Linked DNA regions of Homo sapiens: regions 1 and 3 are each linked to region 2. Evidence: chromatin contacts called from ENCODE Hi-C or POLR2A ChIA-PET data. All regions are on one chromosome and are shown on one strand. The core of a region is the stretch at or near the end of the contact, and the rest is flanking DNA. Distances in the headings are between cores, read along the strand shown.

Region 1 (4,073 bases), core at 1,504-4,003, 1.1 Mb before region 2:
GAGTCTGGAAACGGGAGCATTCCAGAGCCCAGGCCTCTAGGCCCCTGTGCACTCTTCACACTGTGCCAACCCTGGATTTTCAGAGAGAAACCAGAGAGGATGGCTTGGCAGAGGCCCTTTTGGAGGTAACTGGGAAGCAGGAGAGGATGTGAAGTCAAGGCTGGTCTCTGAAGTGGAGGAGTTGGCCACAGGGAGAGAGGAGATAGGAAAGGACTTTGCAGTGGAGGGGGCAGCCAGGGAAAGCCCTGGAGGAGAAGGGGAGGGTGATCACCAGGGCATTAAAGCGGTCAGCGTGGCTGGAGTGGAGAGGTTGAGTGGAGATGAGGGAGGTGGTGAGGCTGCTGAGGTGAGGAGGCTGAGGTAGGAGGATCGAATGAGCCCCAGAGATCAAGGCTGCAGTGAACCGAGATCATGCCACTACACTCCCACCTGGGCACTGGAACAAGACCCTGTCTAAAAGAAAATGTGAAAACCATTCTTAGCTCTTAGGGCATACAGACACAGGTGGCAGGCAGAGTTTGGCTTGAGAGCTATAGTTCACTCACTCTCATTCTATCAGAAGGTGCCTGGATGGTGCATGGACAGGCCAACCCCTCTCCCACCCTCCAGCCTTTCCCCATCGCTTCACTTTCAAGTCTCATGCAGCCAGCCAGCCAGGTTTAAACACCACCTCCTCCAAGAGGACTTTTCTTACCTTCCCAGTCCAAGTTAGCCTCCCCCACTGTATTACTCCATTTTCACACTGCTGTAAAGAACTGCCTGAGACGGGGTAATTTATAAAGAAAAGAGGTTTAACTGACTCACAGTTCCACAGGCTTAACAGGAAGCATGACTGGGAAGCCTCATGACACTAACAATCATGGCGGAAGGCGAAGAGGAAGCAAGGACCTTCTTCACATGGTGGCAGGACAGAGAGCAAGGGAATCTACCACACGCTTTTAAACCATTAGATCTCATGAGAACTCACTATCACTAGAATGGCAAGGGGGAAAACAGCCCCCATGATCCAATCACCTCCTACCAAGTCCCTTCCTCCACACGTGGGGATTACAATTCTAGATGAGATTTGGGTGGGGACAGAGAGCCCAACCATATCACCCATCAACTTTGTGCCCCTTATAAAGTTACTGACCAGTAACTTACTGACCTCTGGGTGTGTATATGTGTGTGTGTATATATGTTTGTGTGTGTGTGTGCATGTGTGTGTATGTGCATGTGTGTGTTTGTATGTGTGTGGATATGTGTGTGTGTGTGTATTTGTGTATGTGTGTGTATTGTGTATATGTGTGTGAGCGCCTTTCCTTGCACCAGCCCTGTGCTGTGCCGTGCAGTAGCCACTAGCCACATGTGGCTATTTAGGGCTTGAAATGTGGTGAGTCCAAATTGAGATGTGCTGTGGGTGTAAAATACACACAGAATTTCAAGCAGCATAGAAAACAAGAATATAAAATATTTCATTAATTTTCCAGCTCTTAGGGAAGTTGATGAATTTTAATTACTGAATTTTATTTTAATTACATTTTAAAATGACAAGATATTGGATATATCTTATTAAATGTATTATTATTAAATTTATTTTTATGGTGTTTCTTTTTACCTTTTTTTTTTTTTTTTTTTTTGAGACAGGGTCTCACTCTGTCCCCTAGGCTGGAGTGCAGTGGCATAATCATGGCTCACTGCAGTCTTGAACTCCTGGGCTCCAGCAATCCTCCACCTCAGCCTCCTGAGTAGCTGGGACTACAGGGCACACCACCATGCCTGGCTAATTTTTATATTTTTTTGTGGAGACAGGGTCTTGTTAAGTTGCCTAGGCTAGTCTTGGACTCCTGACTCCAAATAATCTTCCCACTTCAGCCTCCCAAAGTGCTGGGATTACAGGCATGAGCCACCACACCTGTCCTTCTTATTTTTTATTTTTTTGAGACAGGGTCTCACTCCGTCACCCAGGTTGGAGTGCAGTTGTGTGATCACAGCTCACTGCAGCCTCATCTTCCTGGGCTCAAGTGATCACTACCTTAGCTTCCTGAGTAGCTGAACCTATAGGAGCGTGCCACCACACCTGGCTGATTGTTTTTTATCTTTTGTAACAACGGAATCTCCATATGTTACCTAAGCTAGTCTCCAACTCCCAGACCGAAGCGATCCTCCCATCTCAGCCTCCCAAAGTCCTGGGATTACAGGTGTGCACCATCACGCCCAGCCAGCCTGTGAGTTCTGACAGCAGCTGTGCTGGGTTCATTGTTGTCACTCCAATGTCTAGTGCACAGAGTAGGAGAGGGAGGGGACAGGCACAGGGATGTCTGAGGGCTTCCCACGCACCAGATGCTGTGTTAAGCCTCATCCATCTCGTTTTGTCCTCCCAGGAACCCTGTGCCAGGGATGGTGGCGTGGCAGCAAGGCGGAGAGTAGGAGGGCTCATTTAGGCCCCAGGCTACGGTCAGGGGTGAGGGGACAGGTAGAGTCCTCTCTGCTTTGTAGGCCTCCTGGGTTTCTAGACAAGAGGACACCACCCTCCTGCCACCACTTTGCATACTTCCTGGGTCACCGTCTTCCCAACTGGGGCTCAGCCATGGCCATTGTGAAATTTGTTCTGTCTCCTCTCAGACTCTGCCTCCCACTCCCATATCCAGACACGTTCCTGCTAGTGACAGCCACATGACCCTCCCAATAACCACACGCCCAGCCTGGCAGCCTTCCTGGGCCTCAGGAGTGTGGTAACTTTGGAGAAGGGCTTCTGACTCAGGCAGCTGAGCTTGCTGCCAGGTGGGGACTGGCTCTGGTCTCAGTGTATCTCTGGGCCCCTTCCCAATCCCAAAATGAAAGTCCCTCTTCAGGAGTGTAACCATCCAGGAACCAGCCCTCAGCTCAGCACTGGGTAGTGTCTGCTCATAAAAATGGCCACAAGGTGGCACTGTTCCCACAGCCATTCCCTTCCCCCACGGCAAGACCACGGGTCACACCTGCATCCAACAAAAATATTACAGCTTTTGGAAGAGGTTTTCCCTGGACTGGTTGGTGAATTTCATTCTCAGTCTTCAGCTGCCAAAGGTTGTTTAGACTCGGGAATTCTGCTATAAAAAATGGTCATCTCTGAGTGCACACTTAAAAGTCAAGCAGGTTATGACTCATTGTCAATCCCCCTGCAAAGGAATTCTGTCCTGAGAGGCCTCGTGCACGCCTGACACATACAAGAGGAATGCACACACGTTAAGCAGAAAGCACGTGGGTCTTCCGTGTGCAGACACGAAGGCCGGGAAGAATGGCCCTACAGGTGATCTAGCCGTGTTCTGGTTTTCTTTTTTTGTTTTAGCCTTAGGATTTTTATTTAGGAAAAACAACAAAACAAAACAGAAGCCACTGCCCTGACTATGGAGTAGCCATTCTTTTATTTTCTTACTTTGTTAATAAACTTACTTTCACTTTAAAAGAAAAAGAAAACCAAAAAGACCTCACATAGAAGCCAAATAAGTAAAATGAGGGTAAAATTTGAAAAATATATGGTGGTTCTGGTTGCAGATGTGGGGATAAAAGAATCTCTTCCCAGTGAAGAATTTTCTAGAGCAGAATTTGAAATGTATCCATCTAGTCTCACTGGCTTATTTTATAGGAGAATAAACTGAGACTCAGAGAGGAAAATGACTTGTTCAAGATCACATACTACTTTGGAATGTTTTCATTTTAAATGAAAGTCTCAAAAGGCAGGTATTTTCACTGAGAAACAAAAACAGTTTTTATTTTCTCTGACATATGTCCAGATGCTCTTCAAGTTACGGTGACCCGGGGCACAGGAAGAGTACTGCCTGACACTTCTACACAGCTCTGTTCATTTCAAATGCTTTCAGCATCTGTTGCCCTGTCTGGCCCTCACAATACCCCTTAGAGTTTGGCAGGGCAAATGGATACCCCATTTGTCTGAGGCGAGACCAAGGCACAGAGACGGAACTGGGCTTGCTTTAGGACACAAAGTGAGTGAGTGTCACTAAAAAATAAAATAAAAGACTAGCATCCAGGACTCCAGCAGCAATCCTACACAATCGTCTAGAGTTAAGTTTATGCTATGTCAGGGGGGAAAC
Region 2 (4,395 bases), core at 1,718-4,217:
AAGATCTGGACCCAGGTGGTTGGGCTTGAGCCCTGGCCCTGCCATTCACCAGCTTTTCATCACTGGACAAATGACACAACCAACCTAAGTCACTATTTCTTCATTTGTAAAATGGAGAAAATGATAATATCTGCTTCCCAGGGTTGTTGTGAAGAATAAATGAGATTATGTAAGTAGTGTGAACTGGTGTGTGTGTGTGTGTGTGTGTGTGTGTGTGTAATGCTTATTGTGCTTATTGTGTGTCAGGCACTATGTTAGTCATTACACTTACATACGATGCATATATATATGTATGTATGTATCTCATTACTCTTATACAGAAATGAGTAGGGCTTCTGGGTGACGTGAGTATTGTCTACACGACAGAACCCAAAGTCAATCTTAACGCCTCTTAATTTGGCAGTTAAAATTCCATGCAGCCCCCAGTGGCAATGCTTCCACATCTTGAAACTGAAAACTCAGATTGCAAGTGGCCTCTTTTTCCAGGTCAAAGGAGGCAGCTTCTCTTAATAACCATCCTGGAAAAACACCACATCTGAGAAAAGGTGCCCTCACTGCCTCATTCACTTGTCCCCAACTAATGAGAGTTTCCTGCTTTTGCCCTGGGAGACTGATTATTGCCCTCCTCCTCACTGGGAGGTTGTGGGCAGGGAACATGCCAGTCAGGGAGGCCTCTGCTTGCACCCTCTCTACTCCCCAGTGAAACAGAAGGGGATGTCAAAGGAGCACTTCCCCTTGCAGAGCTTGGACTGCTCCAGGAACGTGCTGCTCAGAGGCCTGTCTTGGCCTCCTTATTGACTGAGGAAAGCAACATCTGTTGGCACAAAACAAAAGCTCTTAACTGTCTTGTTAAAGCCAGAGCTCCTCAACCAGCATCCACTGGGTAATTTTTCTGGGTTAATAGTTGGGCCACAGAGCTGAGAGACAGGGAGGGGTAATAGCCCTTGTTGCCTCTTAAAGCCATCTATACGTCTTGCGTTTGCCATGAACCCATTCCAGCTTTTCCCAGGTTTTGTTCCCCAGGCTTCCCATAGATGGCCTAGGTCAGAGTTTTTTTAATCTCTATTGCATCACAATCACCTGGGGAACTTTGGTAAAACATGAAGACTGAGCTCCACCTGGACTAACTGAACCAGAATCACTCGGGTATGGAACTCAGGGAACCTGTGCTTCTTAAAAACTCATGGAGTAATTCTGATGCACAGTGAGGGTGGTGAACCACAGTTCCAGACAGTTTTCCATAGGTTTGCTGGGCCTTTCTGTAAGCAAGTGGCTGCTGCTTAGAAAACTGTTCCCACCCCATACCCTATGCACAAGCACACACACACACACGCACACACACTGTCTCTCAAGTATCAGGGCTGTAGTGTGGTATAACTGAGTCATGGGCATGAGCCCCTTTCCCAACCTGCCCACCAGGTAAGCTCAGGTCACGAGAGCAATAACTACCACATGTGCAGGTCTTCACTGCTTACCAAGCTTTCTTCAGAGATATGAGTGCCTTTAATCTTCTCAGCTGCCTGGGGAATAGTGATTATATTACCATTCTACCAAGGAGAAACTTGAGGCCTGTGGTAGGCAGAATAATGACACCAAAGATATTCACATCCTAATTCTCAGAACTTGGTGGTTCTGAAAATTAATATAAACCCTTTGAAAAACATTTTGTGTAAAAGCCTTTGATCCAGTGACTCCACATCCAGGAGCCTATCCCAAGGAAAAACTTACAAACATAAAAATCCTTACGAGCAAAAGTATTTATCATAGAGTTATTTATATTTAAAAATTAAAATGATTTACATTTCCAAAATTATGGGAAGGCTTAGGTAAAATATGGTATAGTCACTCAACTATGTAGTCAGTAAAAATGTTCGCTGTGTATATTAATATAGACTATATTTAGTATAATTTAGCACATTTTATATAATTTAGAATATATTTAGACACAATATTTAATTGAAATACCAGGATCTCAAGTTGTATATACAGTATAACTATGTAAAAACTATTTTTTAAATGGAAGGAAATGTTTATTATGTTTCTCTTCTATTGTCTGAACTGTATTTTCAATTCTTTATGAGTATACTTTATAAATGAGTATTACAGTTCACCCCCTGCAAAGAAGTCCACATCCTGATCCCCAGACCTTATGAACATGTTACCTTATGTGGCAAAGGGACTTTGCAGATGGAATTAAGTTAAAATGGGGAGAGTATCCTGGACTATCCAAATGGGCCCAGTGTAATTACAAGGGCCCTTTTAAAAGAAAGACCGGAGGCTCAGAGTCAGAAAAGGAGAGGTGGTGATAGAAGCAGAAATCAGGGTAATGTGTCCAGGAGCCAAGGAATGCAAGCAATCTCTAAAAGTTGGAAATGGGCTGGGCACAGTGGCTTGTGCCTGTAATCCCAGCTGAGGCGGGAGGATTGCTTGAGGCCAGGAGTTTGAGGCCAGCCTGGGCAACACAGCAAGACCCTATCTCCACGAAAAATAAAAAACAAAATTAGCCAGATATAGTGGCGTGTGCCTATAGTCCTAGCTACATAGGAGGCTGAGGCAGGAGAAGTGCTTGAGCCCAGGAGTTCAAGGTTGCAGTGAGCTATATTGCACCACCGCACTCTGGCCCAGGCAACAGGGGGAGACCCTGTCTCAAAACAAAACAAAGTTGGAAAAGACAAAGAGCGGGTTCTCCCCTAGAGCCCCCAGAAGGAACACAGCGTTCGATTTTAGCCCCAACAAGACCCATTTCAGACTTTGACGTCTAGAACTGTAAGCTAATAAACTTCAGTTGTTTTAAGCCATGACATTTATGGTAGTTTGTTACAACAGCAATAGGAAACTAATATAAGACCCGAGGAGGTAAAGTCCAAAGTACCTGTAGGAGCTGAGACCAGTTCTCGTTTCCCTCCTACTGTAGACTCAGGTACCCCAAAGCCCAGAGCTGCCCCTTAAGAGGAGAAGAGACAGCTCCACTGTGTGCATGCACCCCTCTAGGGCTGTGGACTGGTTGAACCTATGGCAGTCCCAGCTGTTGAGCCTTCCCGCCTTCCCCTTTTCCTCTAGAGTCTCCTTCCTAGGGATTACAGTGTGGTGTACAGATAAGAGCAGAGGAACTGACTTGAATATAAGAGCATTTTCCTTTGGAACACTCCACTCCCCAGCCATCAAGGTTTTTATAGCAAACACCATCCATAGCAACAAGATCAAAAATTCTAAACAGGCAAAAGCTAACAATAAATATCTAAAACCATTATGTGTTGAATGACAGTGGTTAGAACAAACAAAAAATTAAACTAAAACCAGAAGGTGAGTTCTACCACTTTTTAAAGTGCCTGCAATCGCAAATACCCATCATCCAGGGGGAGAATTGGGGTTCTTTGGCTTTTGGTTTTTAAGGTGGAGAGAACATTGGCAGAACCTGTTAGGAAATGAATTCCTTTACATTGTTGGTTCTCCAGACCAGCAGTATCAGCACCATCTGAGAACATTATTAAAATGCACATTCTCAGGCTCCACCCAACACCTACTGAAAGAGGAGCTCTGGGGTGGAGCCCAGCCATCTGCTCTAACAAGCCCTCCAGGTGACACTCATGCGCACCAGTTTGAGAACCACCGTCCTACAGGAAATCCAAATGCTGCTAAAAAGTTTGCCTGTCTGCTATCAAACCGAAAACATAACAGTTTCCCAGTATGTAGGTGAACGGCTAGAGTTTGGGGCCAGACTGGCATAAAAAAAAAAAAAAAAAAAAAAAAAAAAAACCTCCGAGTTTGGGGCCGGATTGGCAAGAAAACCGAAGTAAAATACTGACGGGGAAGGGCCTCTTTACAACTTTTTTCTTATGGATGTGTGATATAAATAGTATGCTTGCTGTGCAAACACATCCCCAACCCCTCCTTCCAACCCCATTGCTGCCCCTTACCCTCGCCTACAAAAAAACTCCGTATCCTTCCGTTCCTCAGTCCGGACTCCAGCTTTTTTCCTGGTCTCTCTCAAGTCATCCAAACCTCCTCCCAACCGCCACAAAGCTGCCCACCTACTATGCAAATCTAAACCCTTCCCATTCCCTCCCTTCACACAGTCTTAAAAGTTCCCTCCACAACGAAATTTCGTGTCAGAACTGTCTACTGGAACCCTTGGAAGCAAATAAACCGCCTTCCTCTAGCCTGAGAAACGTTCATCTGTCTCCTCTCCACTCTTGGGACAGCACCAAGAAGCTGGTTCCCGTAGCTTAGGGTTCGCTCGGCTCGGACTAGCCCCGGCTGCTGGGCGAAGCGGAGACTGTTGGAAGACTGTAGTCTGGAAGGTTTAGACTGAGCTGGAGGGACACCATGTGGCCATACCCAGTATGACACCTCAGGCCCGGAGGCTTCTGTTGTTTCTGTGGTGGTGTTTTTGTA
Region 3 (4,089 bases), core at 599-3,098, 1.4 Mb before region 2:
TCCCAATGGCAATGCCAGCCCTGCTCCCTGAGGTTTTCTTTTGGGCAAAGTAAAGACAATAAAAAAGATGGCTCTCGTGGCTTTCAGCTCTGGGGATTTTCGGGAGACTGGGACTCCATGGTGCAGCTTCCCAGAACTTGGAGGTTTTGCAAGGCTCAAATCCCCCTCAAAGTCTTGGAGCGCCCTCTAGGGGCGGCAGCCTGAGCAGGCCTGAATCCATGTCCTCCCTTTGTACGCAGTCCAGCCAGCTCGCTCCTTGGTTCCTTACTTCATTCATTGATTCAGCAAACAAGGATTGGGTTCCTCCTCCGGGCCAGACCATGCTAGACACTAGGCTGATTGAAATGATCAAAACTCAAGCCCTGCCCTCAAAGCAGCTTTTGTATACTCTCGAGAAACGCTGTGCAATACTCCTTGATAACTAAAGGCTGAGTTTCCCAGGCCCATCCCAGACACCATGGGGCTGCTCAGCAGTCCTCTTGCTCCTGCACCTCCCCCAGCGACCCAGCCCTATTGGGAGGGTCTCCCACCAGCCTCCCTGCTCTCACCCCAGGCTGGGAGCTTCCTGAGGAGGGACTGATCCCCCACACTGGTGGCACACAGTAGAGTGGGCTGGAAGCCTTGGGATGGACCCTACACTCATATAGTCCGGGCCTGGGCAGCAGGCTTCCAGGGACTTGGGGAGGGCCAGAGCAGGGCAGTAAAGGCGATGACCCATGTGTGGCAATGCTAGCTCCTCTGCCCTCTGCTGTCGCCGCTGGGGGCTGTCAGAGGATTCAGGAGTGACTCTAGGCTGTCCTCAGATGAAGTGGCCTGCCCAAGAGTGCAGCCCTGGGTCCTGCTCCCAAGGTGCCCCTGTCCCAGCCTGACCTGGTGTGACGGTGGTGCGTCTGGGGATGGTGGGGGAATGACTCACTGGCTGGGAGCCTTGACTCAGAAGGAAGGAAGACCAGGGCTCAGTTCCAACTGCAACAACGTTTCTTGGTAGAAACCCCTGTCTAAGCCAAGGCCTTTCTGGGTCCTCCTCTCCTAGGGTGAGGCTGGAGAGGGAGTGGGTGTGGGGGGAGGTGGAAGGCAGCGATGAGCCTGGAACTGGATGAAGAGTCTCTGCCCCTCGCTCAGGGCCTGAGGAGGTAACTCTGCTCAGTGAGTGCTGCAGTCCCTGGATCCCCGGCCTGCCTAGATGCTGTGAGACTGTGCGTGTTCACTGCGCCCCCTGGCAGGGCCTGCCGCCTCAGCACCTGCCACAGCCCTGCTCTTCCCCAGGACACTGGGACCAAGGGTGACTCAGAAAAAGGAGCAGGTGTGTATGTGTGTGTATGTGTAGGGGTGTGAGTGTGTGTGCGTGTGCATGTGTGTGTGTGTGGATGTGTGGGTGTCTGTGTGTAGCATCCTGTTTTGTGTGAGGCCGTTAATCTGATGGCCCAGTCTCACTCCAGTGTACAGAATCAAATCATAGAGTTCCTGAACCTCAGTTTACTCATCTGTATTTCAAAAAGCTTAGAGGCAATGATGGCTAAGGCCCTGTCTGGGTGAAACTGTAGAATCCTAAGGCTCCATAATTCCTGAGCCAGGGGTGGGGTGGAGGGGGATGGGAAGATCTTGAGTCCCTTGGAAAAGGCTCCCTCTAGTCAGCAGTGGAAATAAAGTCAAGCTTATATTTTATTTCTTGCCTCTGACAACCAGGAGGCCATGCCAGAGAGATACCATGTAAGGAATGAGAACGGCTGCCCCTGAGAATTAACCAGAGATCTTCTGCCCAGCCCCAGCCTCCCACCCCCAGAGAGCTAGTGACTCACTCCACCAGAATTCTCTCCTCCAGTTCTGGTATTTGCTTGGGGTTGGAGACTGGAAGCTATTGGCCCGTTGCAGAGCTGCTGTGGAAAAAGAAAGGGACAGGGAAGATGGGGTGGGAGGAAGAGTCCATTAAATGTGTAGAGTAAGTAGGAATTTATCTCCTATAGCTCAATTACCACAAGTCAATAGACTAATGATTATAATAGACTGAACTCTCTCCTTCCCTCACACCATACTGCTGTCCCCACAACACACTCTACCAAACTTTTCATTTGTTCACACATCAAATATTTTTGTGTTTTTGTTTGCTTGTCACCAGGCTGGAGTGCAGTGGTGGGGTCATGGCTCACTGCCCCCTCGACCTCTCGGGCTCAAATGATACTCCCACCTCAGGCTCCCGAGTAGCTGGGACTATAGGCATGCACCACGACACGCAGATAATTTTTTAATTTTTATTTTTTATAGAGACAGGGTCCCACTGTGTTGCCCAGGTTGGTCTCAAACTCCTGGGCTCAAGTGATCCTCCCACCTCGGCCTCCCAAAGTGCTGGGGTTACAGGCATGAGCCACCACACCTGGCATCAAATATTTGAGACCCTGCTATGGGACAGGTACCACCCTCAGAGAATGCCTCAAATTATGAACCATCATTACTAAGATCATCAGTGAGCATCTACATGCATCTATGCGTATATGCATATGTGTAGACATATTTATACATGCATGTGTACATACGTACATGCACATATTCATTCATGTCAGAACAGTTATTTAAAGCTAAGGTCATCACGGGCCATCAATGTTCCATATATGTAATACATTAAAAACTGGAGCTGCTCTGATTGAAGCCAGGAAGCTGCAGGAAGTTCTACTCTCTGCCTCCCCTTTCCCCACAGAGCCCCCCAAACCCTTTGGAAACCAGGTTTAATTGAGGCTGTGGACCATCATTGCTGTGGCCCTCCCTTGGCCTGGTTCCAAGGGAAACATATTTGCGGGACACTGTACTTCCTGTGGAAGACCCCTCTGCCAGCTGGGCCTTGAGGATTAGCTGAGCAAAATGAACATCACATGCAGAAGAAAAACAGGTCTTGGTCACTTAGGGTGTGAGAGTGGGCAGTGGGGTCCACGTGTTCCCTGTTCCCAGGCAAGGCCTGCAGATGCATTCCCAGGCTTCAGGCCCCTGCGCCTCCATCACTGCTGGAGAGAAAGGATGGGGACGGTGAACATCTGAATGTGCACACAGGCAGGGCCAGGAAGCATGAACGGAAAGGAAGCCCAAGGGCATGATGTGGGTGTGGGAGATGGACGCAGGGAGGGTCTGAATCCAGGACCCTAAATCCAAGGCCCAGCTAGCCCAGCCCTCTGTCTTTCTTTCTGTCTAGAAACAGTCCTAGATATTCCACTCCCTGCCAGGTCTCACAGTGGAACTCTTTCTTAGCAGCCAGGCTGTGGAGCACAGGTGACAATTACTACCTGGGGGCTTTCCTTCCTCAAGACCAGCTCCTTCAGCTCCTCTCTTTCCCTTACTCCATTTGTGAAAATGCCTTTGCAAAAATTATAACTGAGAAAATTATGACAGTGACAGAGATCTGACTTAACCAATCCCTCTTGCTTCTAACCTCCACCCTGTCTTTGTTCATTCCTGGGCGTAGGCTGAACTAACTTTGGGAGGAACTTAGTTTATAGTTTAGTTTGGAAACAAAGACGATAACAGCCCTTTCCCCAGACAAACCCCCTTCCTGCCTGGGGACAAGACTGCCTTTGCAGGACTAACAAATTAGCCGCAAGATTAGAAATTGTGGTTTAAGAGTCATGCAGCTGGAAGTTGCAAGATTCCGAACCTTCCCAAATTGCATCTTGAGGCTAACATCACTATTGTAAAGCCTAAGATCAGTGCTTGGGATATTTTGCAGACTCTGCGCTCAGAGGTTCAACTGGCACCACCTAGATTGATAAACTGGCTCATCTGGTCTTTTAGCCCCCACTCAGGAACTGACTCAGTGCAAGAGGACAGCTTTGACTCCCTATGAGTTCATCTCTGACCTGACCAATCAGCACTCCCCATTTTCCGAACCCCTTCTCAACAAATTATCTTTAAAAATCCTGATCCCCGAGTTTTCAGGGAGACTGATTTAAGTAATAATAAAATTCTGGTCTCCTGTACAGCCAGCTCTGTGTAAATTAAACTCTTTTTCTATCGCAATTCCCCTGTCTTGAGAAATCAGCTCAGTCTAGGCAGCAGGCAAGGAGAACCCTTCGGGTGGTTACATTTGGAGGCGCTTCATGTCTGCTC

The links. A loop is a pair of places that touch in the nucleus more often than their neighbours do. ChIA-PET counts read pairs that join two places held with the same protein, here RNA polymerase II (POLR2A). Pooled maps may share reads with other maps.
Region 1: a map of naive thymus-derived CD4-positive, alpha-beta T cell shows a loop between it and region 2 (10-fold over the local background). The contact joins two enhancer-like sites. A Hi-C loop is called at or near these places in 8 of 168 maps with a recorded cell type or tissue (CD4-positive, alpha-beta T cell, CD4-positive, alpha-beta memory T cell, CD8-positive, alpha-beta T cell and 4 more), 2 of 37 single-sample maps with no recorded cell type and 19 of 50 pooled maps. POLR2A ChIA-PET finds 5 or more read pairs at or near these places in 3 of 52 experiments (Panc1, activated CD4-positive, alpha-beta T cell and activated T-cell).
Region 3: a map of ascending aorta shows a loop between it and region 2 (5-fold over the local background). The contact joins two enhancer-like sites. A Hi-C loop is called at or near these places in 4 of 168 maps with a recorded cell type or tissue (CD4-positive, alpha-beta T cell, CD8-positive, alpha-beta T cell, ascending aorta and 1 more) and 10 of 50 pooled maps.

Annotation. Positions count from the first base shown.
Region 1 is chr11:12,043,256-12,047,328 of GRCh38, reverse strand. The region is part of intron 1 of LINC02547 (long intergenic non-protein coding RNA 2547); the gene reads right to left. Among named protein-coding and RNA genes, the nearest start is that of LINC02547, 14 kb to the right of the region's middle. Within about 2 kb of position 2,753, at least 27 of the 41 ENCODE cell types and tissues checked have a DNase peak (open chromatin) inside an H3K27ac peak, as active enhancers do.
Region 2 is chr11:10,933,833-10,938,227 of GRCh38, reverse strand. LOC105379882 (a long non-coding RNA gene) reads right to left here. Exons shown (of 4, transcript XR_001748122.2): 3 at 3,918-4,395. Among named protein-coding and RNA genes, the nearest start is that of ZBED5-AS1, 78 kb to the right of the region's middle. RefSeq lists a silencer at 1,379-1,567. Within about 2 kb of position 2,967, at least 2 of the 41 ENCODE cell types and tissues checked have a DNase peak (open chromatin) inside an H3K27ac peak, as active enhancers do.
Region 3 is chr11:12,284,875-12,288,963 of GRCh38, reverse strand. It overlaps a transcript of MICAL2 not described here. Among named protein-coding and RNA genes, the nearest start is that of PARVA, 91 kb to the left of the region's middle. Within about 2 kb of position 1,848, at least 23 of the 41 ENCODE cell types and tissues checked have a DNase peak (open chromatin) inside an H3K27ac peak, as active enhancers do.